2 separate regions of the Homo sapiens genome follow, and region 1 is linked to region 2. Evidence: chromatin contacts called from ENCODE Hi-C or POLR2A ChIA-PET data. All regions are on one chromosome and are shown on one strand. Each heading gives the region's core, a stretch centred on a gene start or an enhancer-like site at or near the end of the contact. The rest is flanking DNA. Distances are from core to core; before and after follow the strand shown. Region 1 overlaps SLC45A1 (solute carrier family 45 member 1). Region 2 holds the start of LINC03154 (long intergenic non-protein coding RNA 3154).

Region 1 (2,700 bases), core at 104-2,603, 84 kb before region 2:
TGGATGGATGGATGGATGGATATATGGAGAAGTGGATATTTAGATGGGTGGATGGGTGGATATGTGGATGGATGGATATATAGATGAGTAGATATTCAGATGGGTGGATATTTGGATGAGTGGACGGATGGTTATGTGGACGGATGAATGGGTGGGTATGTAGATGGATGGATATATAGATGAGTGGATATTTGGATGGGAGGATATTTGGATGAGTGGATGGATGGTTATGTGGATGGGTGGATATGCGGATGGGTAGATGAATGAATGGATGAGAGAATAAATGGATGAATGGACAAGTGAATGAATATGAGGCCTTCTGATCCAAAAGACCTGTATACTGTGACTCTACCCTGGGATGCAATGTACAGAATGTATGGTCCAGTTAGACCAGGCTCACTCTACCTCAGCACAATTGACAGCTGGGTCTTGCTAGCTCCTTGCTGTTGGGGCGGTCCTGTGTGCCGTGGGAGGTTTACAGCATCCCCGAGTTGTGACAACCAAAGCTATCTCCAGACTTTGCCAGATGTCTTCCTGGGGGTGGGGGTGGGGTGGCAAAATTGCCCCTGGTTGAGAACCATTGAATTACACCTTTACTTTCAAAAAAAGATTCTTACAAACCTCCCCTGCCCGAGTCCTCAGGAGGGTAACTCAATCCCATGGGGACCTCTCAGCCACCAGAGAGCAATGCCTAGAAACCATAGGCTTTGCCGCTGTCATTTATTATTTTATCACATATTTACATTCCAGTAGGCAGCCAGTCCCCCTGTCCAACAAGGCCCTTTGGTCCTCACTGGTCGGCCTGCTCCAGACCCCCAGGTGCAGGCGCGTGTCCGGAGTCGAGGCTCCGCGATGTCAGACGTTCAGCAGGAGGGGCCGGTGCTCCTCGTCTGCAGCGTCGCTGGGAGGAATTTCATAAATGACAAACAGGGAGGAGTACAGGCAGCCCAGGAAGGACACGAGGCTGGAGAAGTACATCACCCCGTTGGCACTGCCCACGGCCGAGGTCAGGGGCCCCAGGACCAGGGAGACCAGAATCTGAGCCAGGAAGTACTGGCAGCTCAGCAGAGAGATGTCCACGCCCATGCCCCGCCGGGTGCCGTCCGCACTGGACCCTGCAAACTGACCCAGAGGAAGAAACGTGTCAGCGAGACACGCCGCGGCCAGCACGGGGTGACCGAGCTCGGTGTGTCCTGCGAGCCCAGGAGGCCCGAGCGGCCCACACACAGCGGCCTCACATTTTTCAGCGCCAACATGCACAGGGAGTTCAGCCAAGAGTTTAACAATATTTGTGTTCGGAGAGATGACGACAATGAAAAGAATCCATGACTAATGGGGCAGAGGGCTGAGCTCCCACGGGCCGAGGTGGCGGGAGACACTTTCCCCGCTCAGCACTTGAGCTCTTCCCCATCCTCTCACCCAAAGAAAACCAATCTGCCCAGCCAGGCGACCGCTCCACTCCTGCCATCCCCTCCTTCACCTTCATCCAGGATGGGACCTGCCCTACACCCCCAAAGTCCTCTGCACATGACAGCCGCTGGTCCTCTGTCCGAGGCTCCAAGGTCCTCGTGGCCTCCAGCTTGGGCACGTCACTCACTCTCCCTCCCCTGCATGCCATGCTGGGGGACAGTGGCTGAGAGTGTGGTCTGTGCAGAGTGACGGTGGGGAGCGGTGGCATGGCTTTCCCTCACTGGGCTCCCCCAGCACCAGCCGGCCTGCAAGGTGCTGCGTGAGTGGGCATTGCTGTGACCTGGGAGCCTGGGCCTCCCCTGCGGCTTCCCCCCATCAGAAGGGCTGTGCTCAGGGCCAGCCCAGCTGAACTTGTCAGACTCCAAACTCCCTAAAACAAATCAGGCCCAGGCCTGGGGGAGGCAACTGAGGCATGAGATTAAAAGGGAGAGAGAGAAACTCAGTAATCCAGGTCACATTTCTTTTCTTTCTTTCTTTTCTCTTTTCTTTTTTTTTTTTTTGAGACAGGGTCTTGCTCTGTTGCCCAGGCTGGAGTGCAGTGGCACAATCTCAGCCCACTGCAGCCTCAGCCTCCTGGGCTCAAGTGATCCTCCCACCTCAGCCTCCCGAGTAGCTGGAACTACCGGTGCATGCCACCACACCTGGCTAATTTTTAATTTTATTTTTTTAGAGATGGGGTCTGACTATGTTGCCCAGACTGTCCAGGTAATATTTCAATGCAGCATTTTAAGATTTCAAAGTCACTGCAAAGGAAAATTATGGTGGGAACATTATGTGACCATAAAAGGGAAGGAGGCGCTGACCCAGGAAACAGCACAGATGGAGCTCGAAGCCCACAGCTGCACTGCAGATGCCAGACACGAGAGGCCGCAGACTGCCTGACTCCATCACAGGAGACGTCCCAAATAGGCAAGTCCATGGGGACAGGAAGAAGGTTAGCGGTCACCTAGGCCTGGGAGAGTGGGAGGGTCAGAGGGGTGATGGCTGACGGGTTTCTTCCTGGGGTGACAAAACTGTTCTGAAATTGATGGTGGTGATGGTTGTACAACTCTGCGTGTGCTGAAACCGCCGAACGGTGCACATCACACACTGTTAGATGGTGCATATTTCAATACAGCCGGTAAAAGTCTATGCTGAGCAAAATATCAACAAAAATTTAAGGCACTTTATTTATGTATGTATGTATTTATTTGAGACGGAGTCTCACTCTGTCGCCCAGGCTGGAGTGCA
Region 2 (2,786 bases), core at 148-2,647:
CTACTCGGGAGGCTGAGGCAGGAGAATCGCTTGAACCTGGGAGACGGAGGTTGCAGTGAGCCGAGATCGCGCCGTTGCACTCCAGCTTGGGCAACAAGAGCAAAACTCTGTTTCAAAAAAAAAAAAAAGGAAGTGTTGATATTCTTAATATCCACTGTATACATGATATTAAAACTCCAATAGACTCTTTCCCTCCTTCTCACTACTACACGTGACTAGTCTTAATAATAATAAAATAGAAAAAGTGAGCAAAGAACAGCAGGCAGTTCAGAAAGGAGAGACGCAAATGAACAATCAAACTAAATGCAAAACTAAATGCAAATTAAATATATGCAAAACAAAATGCAAATTAAAATGTAACAATGCAGAGTTGCTAGTAAACTTCTAGGATTGGTAGCTCTACAAGTAGAAGAGGCTAAAACAAGAGATTTAAAATCTATTCTAATAAATCCATGCAAAGTACGTAATGATTGACTGGTGAGAACCAAGATACAAGGGATGTGATAACCAACCCTTGAAAACTAGTTTGGGGCCAGGCCTGGAGGCTCACACCTGTAATCTCAGAGCTTCGGGAGGCTGAGGCAGGAGGATCACTGGAGGCCAGTGGTTTGAGACCAGCCTGGGCAACATAGTGAGACACCCTACTGTATCAAAAATGAAAGAAAGGAAAGGAGGTGAGGAGAGGGAGAGAGGGAAGAAGGGAAGGAGGAAGGAAGGAAAGGAAAACTAGCTTGTTGACATAGTTTCCCTGCATGTTGGCCAGTGTCACCTAACCTGAGATTCCTGTTGCAAAGGTCCAGGTTGCAGATGGTTGCAGAGGTATCCATTCCTTGGGACCACTGCAGGGAGGCAGAAAATGCTGAGCTGAATTTTTGGCACTCCGCCGGCAGAGCTTTCTTATGTAACAAGCACCTGAGCTGGTGAGTATGAGACCTTGCGAAATAAAAGCTAAGAGTGGCCAAAATAAATATGTGGCCAGGTTAAAGAGCCAGCTTGGCCAACGTTTCTCTAACAGTCGCAATTTGTAAACACAGAAAAGAGGAATGAAATGAAAGGCCGTGTCTGTGCTACAAATCGCGTCTGTGATTATTGTTCCCCTGTGTCTCTGTAACTTTATTTTCACAATCAAAAGCTTGACAGGACATTCCATAAAGCCCAGTCAGAGCACTTGAAATGCGAACCCAAACAAGCCGAAGTCATGGGGAGAAATGCATCCTCCGTTTTCTTGTGAACGCAGCAGCTGTTTTCTCTTTCCTGTATTTGGATCTTTCTAGCAAACACCTAGAAGTCTCAGCCTCTCCAGAAATCAGGTGTTCCCAGACCAGGTGATCTATTTGTTTAGTATCCTGTGCCCTTATTCCCAGAAGAAAGGGAATGGGACAGAACACTCTGTCAAATAAACAATTGCCCAAGGTCTTGGGCAAGGGAAATTAGGACAGGAAGCAGACAGTGGACTCTTTGCCCCAGGTAACTGGCTGATAAGGTAAACAAGCCATGTACAATGAGTTCCTGTCCTCTGCATGATAAATATTTATGTGCTGAGCCCTGTGTTTGGAAGCACTAAACCATTTCTCAGTCTGAACATTGACCTTTGGATGCAAAACGCAGGGCTAATTTCCTAGGTGATGTAATTAATTTTTGTGGCTCAAAGCTGTACTGGGAACAAGAGAAATTGTTGTTTTCATGCTTGTTTAAAAAGTGATTCAGCAGTTGTGTGCAGCTTTCAGGTAACAGTGTCAACTTGCAATCTGAAACTTTGCTTTAGTCACACCTGGAATTCAATGATTTTGGAAGATTATGGTGTGTGAGTTCATCATAAACAAACACAAATTCTTCTGATCTTAGAAGTGATGAACTCAGTTTTGGGTTTACACATGGCTTTGAATTGTTTCTGAGGATACGGAGGAAATTATTTATTTTATTTTATTTTTTGAGACAGGATCTCCTCTACCGCCCAGGCTGGAGTGAAGTGGCTGATCTTGGCTCCCTGCAACCTCCGCCTCCCGGGCTCCAGGGATCTTCCCACCTCAGCCTCCTGAGTAGCTGGGACTACAGGAGGGTACCACCACCACGCCTGGCTAATTTTTTGTATTTTTAGTAGAGATGGGGTTTCGCCATGTTGCCCAGGCTGGTCTCAAACTCCTGGGCTCCAGCAATCCACTCACCTTGGCCTCCCAAAGTGCTGGGATTACAGGTGTGAGCCACCACGCCCAGCCAAGGACTTTATTTTTAAAATTTTGGTTTAGTATGGCCCCAAATCTCTGTGACCCTAAATGCGTTTCATTTTAGTGTTAATAAAACATGCAGGAAAACTGTTCTTTTACCGTGAGCCAAATTAACCCCACCCAAAACAAAAGTAAAAGGCAAATGACAGGCTGGGCGCGGTGGCTCACGCTTGTAATCCCAGCACTTTGGGAGGCCGAGGTGGGCAGATCATGAGGTCAGGAGATGGAGACCATCCTGGCTAACATGGTGAAACCCCGTCTCTACTAAAAATACAAAAAGTTAGCCGGGTGTGGTGGCCAGCGCCTGTAGTCCCAGCTACTCGGGAGGCTGAGACAGGAGAATGGCGTGAACCTGGGAGGCGGAGCTTGCAGTGAGCCGAGATTGCGCCACCGCACTCCAGCCTGGGCGACAGAGCGAGACTCCATCTCAAGAAAAAAAAAAAGGCAAATGACAAACCAGGGAAAATACATGCCACAAAACAGCAGACCCTCTTTCTAGGTGGCACAAGCTGGAAACCTGAGTCCATCCTTGTCACTTTCCTCTCCCTCATCCCCAGTGTC

The links. A loop is a pair of places that touch in the nucleus more often than their neighbours do. ChIA-PET counts read pairs that join two places held with the same protein, here RNA polymerase II (POLR2A). Pooled maps may share reads with other maps.
Region 1: a pooled map shows a loop between it and region 2 (1.9-fold over the local background). The contact joins the enhancer-like site here to the promoter of LINC03154 in region 2. A Hi-C loop is called at or near these places in 1 of 50 pooled maps. POLR2A ChIA-PET finds 5 or more read pairs at or near these places in 4 of 52 experiments (A673, GM10248, H1 and 1 more).

The regions. Positions count from the first base shown.
Region 1 is chr1:8,342,169-8,344,868 of GRCh38, reverse strand. It overlaps SLC45A1 (solute carrier family 45 member 1), which reads right to left. Exons shown (of 9, transcript NM_001080397.3): 9 at 704-1,122. The coding sequence ends at 856. Among named protein-coding and RNA genes, the nearest start is that of SLC45A1, 25 kb to the right of the region's middle. RefSeq lists an enhancer at 1,253-1,993. Within about 2 kb of position 1,353, at least 24 of the 41 ENCODE cell types and tissues checked have a DNase peak (open chromatin) inside an H3K27ac peak, as active enhancers do.
Region 2 is chr1:8,257,982-8,260,767 of GRCh38, reverse strand. It overlaps LINC03154 (long intergenic non-protein coding RNA 3154), which reads right to left and starts at 1,397. Exons shown (of 2, transcript XR_007065454.1): 1 at 775-1,397. RefSeq lists a silencer at 785-1,079.